Linked DNA regions of Homo sapiens: region 1 is linked to region 2. A link is an interaction called in ENCODE POLR2A ChIA-PET data of the cell type or tissue named here. Cell type or tissue: OCI-LY7. All regions are shown on one strand.

Region 1 (8,000 bases), 120 kb before region 2:
TGGGCCACACATACATGGGATCCAGCCTAAAGATACAGAACCTGAAAAGAGCTCTACTTCCTTCTCAGAAGAGGATGGCACTCTTTCTCTGGAGGCAAGCCACACCCCATCATGGGGTCTGGAAGAGGTAGGTGGGCATGTTCAAGAGATAATCAAACTGCTGTTTGGATTCTTGGCCCTCAAACATATTAAAGCTGAGTGTGGTGAGCAGTGAGGATGTTGGTGCCTCTCAAACTTACCCCCATGTGGGTTAGTATCTGCTGGAGCTCAGCAAGCAGAATCTATTTCAGGTCTGCCCCTTGATGCTTGAAACCAAGACTTGTCTCTGGGGAATCCCTGATTCTGAGTAGCCAAGTGGCGTAATTGCTCAAGCTATCTGGTGGGATGATCTCTCAAGGTGCAATGCTAGATAGTACTTACTCTCAGGCAGGTCTGTTTACCAGCTTCCCTGCTACGAGAAGTTGTAATGTAGCACAAGAGACGATGGGGAAGGGCCTAACTGAATCTCTGGAATGAATCTCTGGAATAAATGTGGAAGGGGTCAGGCAGCTGTTGTCAGTGTACTTGCTCTTCCTCACAGGAGAGTGATATTCTTACTAGAGCTGATGCAATCCCATCCCTGTTGGGAAATTTCTGACGGCAGCACTCATTCAGTATTTGTATAGGTGGAGAGGGCTCATCCTTCTTTGGTTCCTAATTCCAGGATTAGAGGAGAGGGACAGAGTTATCTGGGGATTAGTTGAGAGAGAGAGAGGGAGGTTAGGGCAATTTGAAGGTTTAAGGCTAGAAAAGTTTGTTTTGTGACTGGATGTATTTAGGGCTTTAACATGATTTTGTTTTGAGGAATATATTGAGGCATGGATGGTGCTGCTGGTGGTGGTGGTAATGGCAGTTTCTGTGAATGTTTTAAAGGTCAAGGAGCAAGTGAGAATTCAGAGATGTGAACACTGAGATAAGGACTCAGCAAGACCATGGGTAGCACAGCATCTGGCATGTAGGTGTGTGATTGTGTGGGTGATTGAAGTTATAATTCACCAATGGCTAAAGAACTTTTACTGGGATGTTGGCCTCTGCAGCAGAAGAAATAAAAACATTAGGACTTCAAAGTGCAAAATTTATAAAATGAGGTAGGGCACTTTCCTTGCCTAGATGGGGGCCACTGATACTGTACAGGGGCCCTGATGTTTGCAGAGCAGGGATATGGTCTACCTACTGGTGCCCTGCCTATCACTAGCAGCATAAGGCTGAGGATAGATACAAATTCTGAGCAATCTGTGCCTAGAATTTCCTCTTTGGGGATACATTTTCCCCACAGACAGCCCCATCTTAGTGCCCTCTGTTATTAGAGTTTGGAGACTCCCAACAGGTTGAAGAAAAAGTGGCCATTGAAAAAATATCTATTTTATGGATGGGCAAGAGGTTTCTTGGGCCTCATATAAACATGGATATGTGTGGTGGGGAGTGTGATAGTTGTGTTATGGTAGGAAGGAAGGCAGTGAAACTACTGGGATATGGGGCGCATGAATGTATTAAGCTATTCTTGCATTGCTATAAATAAATACCTGAGACTGGGTAATTTACAAAGTAAAGAGGTTTAATTGGTATACAGTTCTGCAGGCTGTACAGAAAGCATGATGCTGGCATCTGCTCAGCTTCTGAAGAGGCCTGAGGAAACTTACAATCTTGGTGGAAGGCAGAGGAGCAGTAGGCATGTCACTTGGCTACAGCAGGAACGAGAGGTTGTGGGTGGGATGTGCCACACACTTTTAAATGACCGAATCTCATGAAAACCCACCTACCCTCACGAGAACAGCACCAAGGGGATGGTGCTAAACCATTCATGAGAAATCCACTTTCATGATTCATGATCCAGTCGTCTCCCACCAGGTCCCACTTCCAGTATTAGGGATTACAATTCAACATGAGATTTGGTAGGGACACAGATTGAAACCATATCAACAAGTATTTGGGTTTCATCAGATAAAAAAGAATGTCAAAGTCAACTTTTATCTTGTAAAAGTTGGAACAGATAGAGTAGTTGGGGGTAAAACCAGCTGTGGAACTGATTGTTGTACAACTGGCATTAAAATTGAAATTGTGTAGTCATCATAACATTATAGGACACATGCTTGTAACTGAGTGTGAGATTTTCAGAAATTTGGCATATAAAGTTTTAGGAACTCCTAGTAAAATCAATCCTAGATAATAGACCATAGATAGCAATGGCACCTTTGTATGGGCTGGATCTCCACACTGGCAAGGGAATGTTCTGCATGAGTCTGTGAGGAGTCTTAAAGAAAAGATTGTTAGGAGAAACCTTTGGACCATGATCTGTAGTGTGACCATATTGGCAACAGTATGATTCCTTTGCTGTTCAGTATGATTCAAATTGGTGTGTGGCATTTTCTGGGTAGCCAACCTCTGCATCTATTCCTTCTACCTTTTCACTGCAGACACAGTCATACTACTTATGTATAGCCAAGGCTGAAAAACTAAGTGACCGAGTCTCAGCTCAGACACCTGGCATATTTCCAGGTTTTGTGTCCATCATGTGATACAGGGACCACAGACTCACCATCCTATATGACAGATAAGAAGTAACTTATCAAGATAAGTGTGACATTCCTTCAGAATGAAAGTCCTTAAGGCCAAGAGGCTGCAACTCTCACTGGTCCCTGAAGGAACTGTCTTCAGGGAGCTGCTCCCCTCCCTAACAGGCTGTTCACAGGCTTGAGGACAGTAGCAGCCAGAGAAACAGAGAGGGCAACGCATACTGAAACCGATAGGCAGGGCAAGAGCATCTCTGCTAAAGTGGGAAAGCTGGGAGGGCAAGGGTCAGAAGAGCAGCTGCTGCTGTTCACACACCAACTCCTGTCTAAACAGGAGACAGCTGGCAGTCCAATTGAGTTGTTTTTTGCTTGCTTTTTTGGTGGTGGTTTTGTTTTTAATATGTCAGAGTAGTAACTATCCTCAGAAAATAATTTGAGTTCCAGCCAGACTGTCTCCTCTGTTGATTAGTCCAGGGCTTGTTGATGAGAGTGAGACCAGGCTATGGATAGACATAAACTTCACCATGGGTTTTGTTGCTTTTTAGGATGGAGAGAAATGGGAACTGATTGTGCTTCTTGCTAGTGTAGGGTTTAGATAGTAGAATATACATGATCTGCTTTTCTATTCACCTAGTACAGTTAATACTTCTTTTGTCAAGAAATAGTTAACACAGAAGCAAGATGACAAGGGTCAGCTGACAAATATGTTTTCAGAATGACAAGTAGACTAGGATTTGGAGCTGGATGGGAACAGGCTAATAGCAATCGCTCTTTGATGTCAGACAAAGGCCTTCTTCTCTGGCCCATTTCTTCTCTCAGGACTCCCTATTCCCAGCTGCTTTCAATATCCATACTACTAATACCTGGCTTATTTCAACAAGGAACATTTTTGAAAATCCCTTCCTCCTCCCCATCTTGACTTCTGCTGCCAAGCTCCTGCCCACCTTGTTAGCGAATCCCATTTAATGAAGCATTTACCTCTATACCAATTTTTTTTTTTTTTTTTTTTTTTGACACGGAGTCTGGCTCTGTCACCGAGGCTGCAGTGCAGTGGTGCGATCTCGGCTCACTGCAGCCTCTGCCTCCCGGGTTCCAGCTATTCGCCTGCCTCAGCCTCCCGAGTAACTGGGATTACAGGCGCCCGCCCCCACCACGCCCAGCTATATACCAGTGTTCTTGCCACAACCCTTCGAGTCTCTACAATTTTAGGTGAATAGTCAGATAACACTGGGGCCTAGAAATGATAAGAAAGAGGTTGGTTGGTGTATTATCTTCTGGGCTCAGCCTTTTCAGTTTACAAGTATCCCTCTCCCAGTTTTCCTTTTTAATTATAGGGAGAGTTGTTTTACTAATACTGGCTTTGTACTGAAAGAAGAAAGCAAAATTAACCAGATGACACTATTGGGGGAATGCAGAAGGTAAAGTTATAGTTTAGAACTTTAAGAAAGGATTTTGTTTCTTTTTCTTTTTTTTTGAGACGGAGTCTTGCTCTGTCACCCAGGCTGGAATGCGGTGGCCCTACCTCAGCTCACTGAACCTCTGCCTCCCGGGTTCACGCCATTCTCCTGCCTCAGAGTAGCTGGGACTACAGGCGCCTGCCACCATGCCCGGCTAATTTTTTGTATTTTTAATAGAGACAGGGTTTCACCGTGTTAGCCAGGATGGTCTCGATCTCCTGACCTCGTAATCCGCCCGCCTCGGCTTCCCAAAGTGCTGGGATTACAGGCGTGAGCCACCGCGCCCAGCCTTGTTTCTTTTTAAAAAAATTTTACTTAATTAAAAATGTTACTAAAGAATCATTATTTTTTAGGTGTAACAATAGTGTTGTGGTTATGTTTTAAAAAAGGCCTTTTACAGATACATACTGAAATGTTTTTAGAGAAAAACAGGAGATTTACTTTATCATAATAGGGGAAGGGTGAAGTGGGTGGGATGTAGATGAAACAAGATTAGCTATGAGTTGATAATGGTTGAAACTGGGTAATAGGTACATAGGGACTTATTATACTATTCTGTCTCCTTTTGTATATATTTGAAAATTTCCATTTCAAATAGAAAATTAAGAAAAAAATTGTATAAAAATAAAATGAAATTAAAAAATAAAATTGTATAAAAATAAAATGGAAAGTTAGGCAAAATAAGTTGTATAAAAATAAAAATGTAATAATACTGGTAAAATTATGATATAATACATATACAGTTGGCTCTCTGCATTGTGGGTTCTGCGTCTGGGGATTCAACCCATAACGGATGGAAAATATTCTGAAGAAAAACATTGCATCTGTAATGAACATGTACAGACTTCATTATTCCCTAAACAAGATAACAACTATTTACTAACATTTACATTGTATTAGGAATTATAAGTAATCTAGAGATTATTTAAAGTAGCTGGGAGGATGTACACAGGTTGTATGTGAATACTACCTCATTTTGTATCTGGGACTTGAGCATTTGTGGATTTCAGTATCTGCGGATTTTGGTATCTGAGGGAGGTCCTAGAACCAATTCTCCATGGATGACTACTGAAAAGGGGTTACTATCCTATAGATAAAGTGATTAAGAGCATGGAGCCAGATTGGCTAGGTTTGAATCCCAATTCTGCAACTTACTAGCAGTATAACTTGGAACAGGTTACTAAACTTCTCTGTGCTACAATTTCCTTATTTGTAAATGGAAGATAAGAATAGCATATGCTTGGTAGGGTTGTTGTGAGAATAATATGAATTAATACAAGTAATCACAATAAATGCTAGTTAATATTATTACTTAAAAGAACAAGAAAATGAATAAGAAAAAGACAAACACCCTTGTAGAAAAATAGGGGAAAGCCCAGGAATAAGCAATTCACAAAAAAAGGAAATCCAAATGCCTCATATACATAAGAAGACTCCTTTTTACTAATAAGGATATACAGATCAAACAACAATAAGATACTTTTTTTTTTTTTTTTTGAGACAGAGTCTCGCTCTGTCGCCCAGGCTGGAGTGCAGTGGCGCGATCTCGGCTCGCTGCAAGTTCCATCTCCCAGGTTCACGCCATTCTCCCGCCTCAGCCTCCCGAGTAGCTGGGACTACAGGCGCCCGCCGCCATGCCCGGTTAATTTTGTTTTTGTATTTTTAGTAGAGACGGGGTTTCACTGTGTTAGCCAGGATGGTCTTGATCTCTTGACTTCGTGACCCGCCCGCCTCTGCCTCCCAAAGTGCTGGAATTACGGTGTGAGCCACTGCGCCTGTAATTTTTTTTAAAGAGATGAGGTCTCAGCTATGTTGCCCAGGCTAGAGAGCAGTGGCGATTCACAGGTACCATCATAGCGCACAGTAGCCATAAACTCCTGGACTCAAGCTTGTAGCTGGGACTGCAAGCACACCACCATGCCTAGCTAAGATACCATTTTATACCCATCAGATTGGCAGAAGGTAAAAATTCTGAAAATACCAAGTGTAGGCGAGGATGAAGAGTGATGGGAAAACCTCTTCATAGCACTTAAGTGGAAGTATAATTTGCTACTGTTCTTTAGAAAGTAGTTTGACAATATTTTGTAGAGTTGAAAAATGCCCATGTTCTATTACCTAGGGTTTCCATTCTAATTATATTCCCTAGTGAGACCTCCAGGACTCTGAATGTGAATACTGAAAGGAGCACTCCCTTTTACCTAACTCTAATATTGGTAATAAACACCTTCTTTATCTCTGTTCCTCACCAACATAGCTGCCATTAGATCCCTCTAGCTGGGCATTTGTAGAACCACTGCATTGTGCCTTCATCTGCTTCTTCTTCTTCTTTTTTTTTTTTTGAGAAAGAATCTTGCTCTGACACCTGGCTGGAGAGCAGTGGTGCAATCATAGCTCACTGCAACCTTGACATCTTGGGCTTAAACGATCCTCGTGCCTCAACTTGCCAAGTAGCTGGCACTACAGGGGAGTACCACCACACCCAGCTAATTTTTAAATTTTTTGTAGAGACAATTTCTCACAGTGTTTCCCAGGCTCGTCTTGAACTCCTGGGCTCAAGTGATCCTCTTGCCTATGCCTCCCAAAGTGGTGGGATTACAGGAGTGAGCCACTGCACCCAGCCCTCATTTGCTTCTTGAAAGTTTTCAAGGTCTGATGCTTTATCTTTAGTGGGTGATGAGGTCAGCTAGAAACTTGAGGACATAATAATCAAGTACTTACTTGCTCAGAACAACTCGTCTCATCCACTGAGAGACTTACCAAGTCCAAACTCCTCAGCTGGGATAAGATAAGATACCAAGTCGAAACTCCTCAGCTGGGATAAAGATAAGATAGATTACCAGTTCCTTTGTAATCTATCTTATCTTTTCTATCGGTTCCCAATTTAAACCTTCTCATTTTAACAGATCAGTCCCTTAACTACTATTTCTGTTTCACCTTATCTCAGTTTGTTTACATCCACTTTCTACGTGGAATTCCTTTCTTCCTTGGCTTTCACCTGTTCTGTAACACCCTTCAAGGATGAGTTTATATGGTACTTCTAGAAATCCTCCAGCCCACAGTAATTTTCCATTCTGCTGAGATTCTGTATTGGATATTACTATAATTATTGGTCGTTTTTGGCTATAAATTTGTTTAACTATTTCATGTGACCTACCATAGATATGAGATTTTTTTCGTCCAGAAATTAACCTTCAGAAAAGAGATATTCTCTTTATATTTTACTTCTTATAAAGCATTTCTTGTTATTAGGCTTCCAGGGAGCTTATAGTCAGTTCATGAAAAAGGGTGAATAAATCTATGTCACCATCTGCTAGTTCAATCACTATCATTTTTTTGTAGAGATCAACTGACATAATTGATTAAACAAAAAAGAGGAATGAAAAATCTAAGAAAGTTTTAGTTATTGTTCCTGGGAATATAATCTCCTAATTTGAAGTGTTGAAAGTAATTGTATACAAGCCTTAACATTAAAATTTTTTTTTGAATCACTCACATTGCATATGAAACATACACATACATTATGGGGATCACAAATAAACACAGCAGAATGAATGAAAAAAAAAAAAAACCCTAATCCAGTGTTATGTAACTGGACTCTTGTGGTTTGAAATGAAATACCCAGAGACAATGTAGATTCAGAAAAGTGCTGTTATTAACTTTAAAATCTTAGAAAAGTAGACAGTATTTTCTAGAAAATTCACTAAAAAGATAGCTTTATTGAAGGAAAAAACATTGATGTTAAAGATGCATGTGAAGTTTGAATAATACAGTTTTTTGAAATTACAAAGGCAGAAAATACATTAATACTAAATGCTTAAATATACTGCTTAATTTTAAATATGTGTATATGTGTAAATAAATTTCTAAAAGTTTGGGTATTCAGGAGGACTACAGAGCTTCCCTTCCTGTATTCCTGTTTTACCTTCATACATCTGTTGTTATCTGGGAAAATATTTGGGATAATCATATGTTAGTTATGGCATGTCTCAACTAA
Region 2 (8,000 bases):
TGGGATTTCTGCCCACCACCATGATATTGGTTATTATTTCCTACTGCTATCACTTTTCACTGCTGTCATTTGGTCTGTGTAGTCTATTCCTCCCTTCTAATCTTCACTGAGCTAGAAAATGAGATAAACAGGCCTGTTAAAATTGCATTAGATATGAGCTAAAATGTACAAAAGAGTCCACATGCAGGCATAAATAGTGTTTGGATTTGAGGACAAGTCATCTTTTCCTTTTCATTTAATCCTTGGTTTCTAGAGACATTCTGACTTTTGATGTTGCTGGAAGATTTCAAAAAATTACTGGGCATTACTTTATCTTATTTCTATCCTAGTATGTTGCCTAATAGTGCTCAGAGTTCAATAGCACTTAGTTGCTTGTCATAGCCAAATTCGTTTCACTGATTTCTAAAAATAAGCCTTCCACCTCAGATACTCTGGATGTGAAGGCTGGGACTGGACACTGATCGGCTGGGCTCTTGCAGAGTGTGTTCATCAACAGTGGACTGGTGTTGACAAGGCAAGCCTGGAAGAAGAGTGGGAGAAGGGAGAAGGGTGGTGGAGTGTCCTGTGTGTAGTCCATTGTCAAGTCAGTAGGTAGTTACCATAAAATGATCAGTATCCACCCTCAAGTTGGGGATGCAAATCAAAAGCCCTGTTCCACCTGTCCACCTTGTAGGGAAGTCAAAAGCTTTGGAAAGAGTTTTTGCCTTCTCCCAGCAAAAATCTTTGGTCAGGAGGGGAGGAGCATATTCTTGGCTGAACTCATGCTGAGCTCATCGGAAGTGAAAACAATGAGAGGAGAAAAATTCTGTGTGTCAGTTCCATAGTCCCCAGGAGGCCGCATAAAGGGAAGGTCTTTTTGGACCCATTCTGAGGACTGAGTCATTTTCATGATTTGAGTGTGGAGTTCCTGGGTTAATGTATTATAGTCCAGCCATAGATTAATCTTTCCTTACTCCAGCAGCAGACCAGATTTATAAAGTATGACTCTGTTTTCAGATTCAAATTATTTTTAATAAGGTAAAAACAAAGATGAAGATAAATATTTTTAAAAACAGCATTAGCTGTAAGTTTTCAGCTCTTTTTTTAATGGAATCATACTTTTAGCACAGAATCTGCACAAGAGAAGAGGATATGAATCTGGGAGACGGAAACTCTGCTTTAACCCAGCTAACTCCATGGGAGCTAGAATAGACAGATGAGTTAGGCCTGTGAAGAACCCCCCAGTCTTACTTGGGACTGTACAGTCTTGCTGATAGATCCATGGATCTGCAGTCTGTGGGGAAAATTATTTCTTCCTTAAATGAATGTGGAATACTAAAATACATTATTCCTAGGAAAGGCTTTCCCTCAGTTGCTTCTGAATGATTAGTAGGTCCTCACTGGCAGACCAGATTCTATCACATGGGAGTGGAAGAGAGTTCCTTTCCACTCAAACCAGGCAGAGATCTCAGGCTTCCTGAGTTAGGATCTTTACCAGGTTCAGCTCTCTGTTGGAAGTAGAAAGGAAGAAGCCATTCTAGAAATCACTAATGAGAGGATTGAGCTTGTTTTCAGAAAGCTGGAAAGAAAAGACTTTGGCAAATCTCTTCAGGAAATTCCGTTTTCCTGAACAAGGGAGTCTGGTTATTGAGGAAAAGGAATTGTATGTGTCTAACAGGAGGCTAACAAGAAAGGAAGGACGTTTTTATCACTGAAACTTGAGCCAAAGAATTCCCCTAGAGTGACCTTCCTGGGAAGGGTAAAAAAAAAAAAAAAATATATATATATATATATATATATATATGTTAAGTCTCTGATGATAACAAGAGATTTTCCTCATTTTGAAATTCCCTACGTAGGTTTTACTTGAACTGAGATCATTCTGAATCTTAAACCAACCCCTCCTTTGCCCCCTGCTCCCCGCAAGAACCATGTGACTTCTCACTCAGAAAGTATTTGATGGTTTGGGCATCATACTGGTGAGCATTATCAAGAAACCTGGATGCACCTTCATTCACTTGTTTTTCATATGTATTTATATTGTTGTGTATTTGGGTCATGCTTCAGACTTGGCATTCTACCTCTCAGTGATAAAATGAACAATGGGGCCAGGCACAGTGGCTCACACCTATAATCATAGCATTCTGGGAGGCTGATGTGGGCAGATCACTTGAGCCCAGGAGTTCGAGACCAGCCTGGGCAACAAAATGAGGCGGCCCTTCTATAAAAAATAAATAAATTAGCTAGGCATGACGGCACATGCTGTGGTCCCAGCTTACACAGGAGGCTGACGCAGGAGGATCACTTGATCCTAGGACGTTGACGCTGCAGTGAGCTGCGTCCATGCCACCGCAGTCCAGCGTGTAACAGAGTGAGACCCTGTCTCAAAAAAAAAAGAAAGAAAGACAGAGAGAGAGGGAGGGAGGGAGAGAGAGAGAGAGAGAGAAAGAAAGAGAGAAAGAAAAGAAAGGAAGGAAGGAAAGAAAAGAAAGAAAGAGAAAGAAAGAACGAACGAACGAACAATGGGAAAAATTGACTGACAGACCTCTTTAGGGTCTGCGAGTTTCTCATAGTGGTTCACTTCACCCAGTGGTGCATATAAAGCACCCAAACCAGTTGGTCTTTTCCTTTCTTGTCTTTGAGGCTGGGCTGCTGGGTTCTAATAGGTGCAGCATCAGGCTTCCTTAGGATTATTTTCATTCCTAATTCAGGTTGAGCAGAGCCCAGGATCAGGGTCTCAGTATACTTGAAGTTTCTACCGGGGGACCTAGGTATCCTACTATGAAAACAGAATAAGAAAGTCTTGTAAACGCCTTCATTTGATTGATTGATTGATTGATTGATTGATTGATTGATTTATTGCCACATAGAAAGCAAGCTTAGGCATCTTCATGTGCACATGAGAAAAGCCCTGGAAGAGGCTGGGGGCGGTGGCTCACGCCTGTAATCCCAGTACTTTGGAAGGCTGAGGTGGGTGGATCACCTGAGGTCAGGAGTTCGAGACGAGCCTGGCCAAGATGGTGAAACCCTGTATCTACTAAAAATACAAAAATTAGCTGGGCATGGTGGCACATGCCTGTAGTCTCAGCTGTTTGGGGAGGCTGAGGCAGGAGAATGGCTTGGACCTGGGAGGCAGAAGTTGCAGTGAGCCGAGATCGCACCACTGCACTCCAGCCTGGGTGTCAGAAAGAGACTCCGTCTCCAAAAAAAGAAAAAGAAAAGCCCTGGAAGACAGGGCCCAGCATGGAGTTGAAAGACTGCCAGTTTACTCCTTCCTTTCAAATGATTACAAGGACAGTATCAGCTCATGTACGTTTTTGGCAGTTAGTACACCTGCCTGAGAGTGAGTCACTGGAGGATAGAGCAAATGAGGTTAGCGTTATCTACCTGCCCTTGGAGAGACAGGAAATCACACTTGGTATGACCTGTCTGTCACCTGGAGGTTTAGGTTTCCCCAGCTTTACCAAGATGAGTGGGTATCCTCTATCCCTGCCAACCCCCACCTTGTGCTGACCCTTCCTTGGCCTGTCTTGGTTTTTTCCTTTCTTCCTTAAACAAAGCTACTCCAAATAGGAACTAGGGTCCAAGGAAATAAAGACAGTATCCTAAAATGGATTTCTCAATTTCGGCACTATTGACATTTTTTGGGGGTGGGTGGGGAGGAAAGGGGCAGCCACTCACGCCACCACCTCTGCCTGCCACTATCAACATTTTGGACTGGATAATTCTTTGTTGTGAGAAGCTGTCCTGTGCATTGTAGGCTGTTTAGCAGCATTTCTGACCTAGTAACTTCCCAGTTGTACAACTAAAAATGTCTCCCTGGAAGGCAGAATTACCCTCTGTTGAGAACTATAGCCCTGGAAGAAATTGCCACCTATACATGGGAAACTTAGAATTCAGGTGGAATAGGTTACTAGTTAAATATTTATGTAACAAGCAGCCTTCTGATAATCTGATTATGACTGTGTGTAGTGGCAACAACCACTTCTAAGTCAGCTTTCCTTTAAGCCAGGCTCTGGATTCTTTATTTTTGCTGGCCTTAATCTGTGTCTGGCTTAACACCTCCTGGTCACTTTCCCTGGCTGGAATTTACGTACAGTTGTCAGTTGTTGATGCAGGTGTTTGGTTGATGATGCATTGCCAAAGAGAAGAGGAACTTCCTTTGTGGACATACTTCAGGGAGCTTCCTTGTTCTGTGCCTTTAAGGGGAGACTACAGTCTCTCAGTTGTTCTCCACAGCCAACCAAGAGTTTGGCTGCTGATATTTATAACCCTTATGTGACCACCCCCACCTCCCCACCCCACAAAGAATTCCAATGCTCTGTAATAATCCTCTCCACCCCCACCATAGCAACTGGATGTGGAGAAGGTGAAGGAGCCTTTAAGGCCTTTAAGTTTGCTTCATGTTGAACCTTTTCCAGCTCCCTTTTAAAATATTGCCAGTTGTATTTTAAATATCAGTGTCACAAGCAAAATCCCAGGCTTGCAGCCACTGCATCATCTTAAAGGAGCCTCATGCCCCAGTGAAGGTAGTAAAATTGAATGGAAGGTAGTAAAATCATCAAGAAAGGATTGATAGATTTTACAAAAATCTGTCTGGAAATTTGATAGCAAGGTGAGATTTTAAAGCAACAAACAGGCTAGGCGCAGTGGCTCATGCCTGTAATCCCAGCATTTTGGGAGGCTGAGGCAGGTGGATCACGCTGTCAGGAGATCGAGACCATTCTGGCCAACATGGTGAAACCCCATCTTAGCCGGGCATGGTGGCATGCGCCTGTAGTCCCAGCTACACAGGAGGCTGAGGCAGGAGAATCGCTTGAACCCAGGAGGTGGAGGTTGCAGTGAGCCGACATCGCGCCACTGCACTCCAACCTGGGTGACAGAGCGAGACTCCATCTCAAAAAAAAAAAAAAAAGCAACAAACAAATATATCTGTAACCAAAGAAAAGGACTGAGCAGTTGGATTTGAGTTTACTAAAATTCTTCACATACAGTATCAGTATGTAGCATTCACAACTAAGATTTATCATTTGTATAAGAAGGAAGAAATATATTTCCAGAAAAACTAGAATGTATCCTGTGCAGAACTTGTATGTATTGATCGTTTAGTAGTTGATTAGTAAACATGGTTAAGATAAGCACAGACTTGCAGAAAAGGACTGATCCTCACTGTGCCTAGAAATGAATGGTAAATGGTCTCAGCCTTAGGCTGGTTCTGGAGCTTCAGAAAAATATCCTGGGCACTTTCAAGCTCGCTAATAAGCTATGAGCTTCTAGGAAGTACGATGAGTTTCTTTGAAGGGCCGTTTATTGTTAGAGTTGCTGGTTTACTAGGAATAAAATGACTTCCACAGGGAGTTGTGTCAGGTCACTGCACCAAACCATCACTGTAAAGGGCTGTCTCCTGCTGAATGGATTCTTCACAAGTCTCAGCTGTCCCAGTTGGAAAAACCCAGCTATGGGTAGAATGTGCACCCTCCCTACTTTGCCACCACTAAGTGCTTTTCAACTACGAGTCTCTCTTATTGACTATAGAAGGTTAATGGAATACACTTACTCTCTAGGACGTCATAAACTATTTTTCTACCACCAGTCATGTCATTTGAAATATGGATCTTTGCTACACATGGTGATGGTTCATGGATGGAGGTTAAAAGGAAGTGATTCCATATTCCTTTTAACCCATCCTTACTGGGCAGTTGCTCTGTGCTAGTCCTTGTGGTGGGTACTGGAGTCTCAGATAGTCTCTAGTTAACAGTGTACAGATGTGCCTTGACTTACAGTGAAATTATGTCTGGAAAAACCCATCATAACTCGAAACTATTGTAAGTCAGAAATGCATTTAATGTACCTACTGACAGCCGGGTATGGTGGCTCATGCCTGTCATCTCAGCACTTTGGGAGGCCGAGGTGGGTGGATCACCTGAGGTCAGAAGTTCAAGACCAGCCTGGTCAACATGGTGAAACCCGGTCTCTACTAAATATACAAAAATTAGCCGGGCGTGGTGGCGAGCGCCTGTAATCCCAGCTACTCAGGAGGCTGAGGCAGGAGAATTGCTTGAACCCGGGAGGCAGAGGTTGCAGTGAGCTGAGATCATGCCATTGCGCTCCAGCCTGGGCAACGAGCGAAACTTCGTTCCAAAAAAAAAAAAAAGTAGCTACTGACCATCATAGCTCAGCTTAGCCTACCTTAAACATACTCAGACACTTACATTAGCCTACAGTTAGGCAAAATCATCTATCAGAAAGCCTATTTTATAATAAAGTGCTGACTCGCTCATGTAATTTATTGAATATTGTACTGAAATAGAGAAACTGAATGATTGGGTACTTGAAGTATGGTTTCTACTGAATGCATATCACTTTCACCATCATAAAGTTGAAAAATCTTCAGTTGAACCATTGTTAAGTCAGAGACCATCTATAGTAAGGGAAACAGATACAGAGAATTACAGTGGTACTGATGTAGTGGTAAATGCAGTAAGAAAGATCTGAGTCTAAATGATCTCTGAAAAAAACTCTAAATCAGACATTTAAAATCCTATTTTGCAGATAAGAAAACTTAAGACTTGAAGAGGTTAAAATAACTTGTTCGAGCCACATAGCAAGTAAATATTAGAGTTGGGATTGGGAAGGTCTGTTTGGCACCAAAGTTTATGCTACACCAGTGGTTGTCAACCAAGCATAGCTTTGCAGAGACTCCCACTCCCCGCCACTCCTTTTTTTTTTTTTTTTTTTAAACAGTTTCACTCCCATCACCCAGGCTAGAGTGCAGTGGCACAATCATGGCTCACTGCAGCCTCGACCTCCCAGTCTCAAGTGATCCTCCTGCCTCAGCCCCACAAGTAGCTGGAATTACAGGTGCATGCTGCCATTCCTGGCTAATTTTTGTATTTTTTGTAGAGATAGAGTTTCACCATGTTGCCAAGGCCGGCCTTGAACTCCTGAGCTCAAATGATCTGCCTACCTCAGCCTCTCAGAGTGCTGGTATTACAGGAATGAGCCACAGTGCCTGGCCCAGAGACATTTTTTATTGTTATGACTGGAAAAGCTGCTACTGGCATCTAGTAAGTGCTGCGAAACAACCTACAATACACAGGATGACGGCCCCTTACAATGAAAGAATTATTCAGCTTACTTCTAGAAAGCTAGGGAATTTGATTTTTGCCATCTTCAGATCCCATGACAAGTAAGAGTTAACTGATTAAATAGTTCCACTCGCTGGGGGTGCTTCTGTGGTTTTCCTCTCCTTTTAAGAAAATTAGTTAAGAAATAGTGTTGCTTCCGGGAGTGACTTACACAGATAGAGTCAGGATCTTGGGGAACTAATCTGAGTCAGCGACTGAAGAATTTTCTCTATGCCTGACCAGTCCCCACCCCACACTGCCACAAGGCTCCTGCTGTGGAAATCAATCAGCTGTGTATCTCAGGCTGCTTCCTGTAGGGTGTGTTATGGAATGGCATCAGCCCTTGCACCAGCTGGGAGTACTGATCTCAGTGTGATTTTATCAGACTATGTTTCTTTTGAGCCTTACTGTTTGGAACAAAGGACCCTCTGTTAAGAATGCAGAGAGCTGGTGTGATTGGATAGCTAGCATATACATACATGGTTCCTATGGGAAAAAAACAGACATAAATTATGCTATAGCCCTCTAAAATTTTCATCTCCAAAATGATTTCCTGACCTTCTGTCTGTATTCACAGTTCTTTCTGTAAGTGCTTATCCTTCCCCCAAAGCAATTCGAAGGCCATCTGATCTGATAAATGGTTGTATCCTTCAGAACTAGCCTATTTCTGTGTCTCCAGTCTTGGATGTATTTGATCCCCACTATCTTTCCAGTGTTATTTCCTATATAGACCATACACTACATCCAGTTACCCCAGACACTCCTTATACATTTTAGGTATTTGATTTCTGAAGTCATAGCTCAAGTCCACTTCTTTATAAAGCTTTTTTTTTTTTTTTTTTTTTGAGATGGATTCTGGCTCTGTCACCCAGGCTGGAGTGCAGTGGTGCGATC

What was found. ChIA-PET counts read pairs that join two places held together with the same protein. Peaks named below come from ENCODE experiments on the same cell type or tissue, not always from the same donor. Only the 100,000 strongest peaks of a DNase experiment are listed, where the experiment ranks them.
Region 1: POLR2A ChIA-PET joins it to region 2 with 15 read pairs; 4 of 35 experiments call an interaction of 5 or more read pairs at or near these places.

What each region holds. Positions count from the first base shown.
Region 1 is chr1:39,269,594-39,277,593 of GRCh38, forward strand. All of the region lies in intron 6 of MACF1 (microtubule actin crosslinking factor 1), which reads left to right. Among named protein-coding and RNA genes, the nearest start is that of MACF1, 69 kb to the left of the region's middle. In OCI-LY7, no CTCF peak of the experiment used is centred here; a DNase peak (open chromatin) is centred at 318; H3K4me3 peaks cover 990 bases; H3K27ac peaks cover 791 bases.
Region 2 is chr1:39,391,442-39,399,441 of GRCh38, forward strand. The region is part of intron 58 of MACF1 (microtubule actin crosslinking factor 1); the gene reads left to right. Among named protein-coding and RNA genes, the nearest start is that of BMP8A, 96 kb to the right of the region's middle. In OCI-LY7, no CTCF peak of the experiment used is centred here; DNase peaks (open chromatin) are centred at 3,350 and 4,130; H3K4me3 peaks cover 1,479 bases; H3K27ac peaks cover 3,961 bases.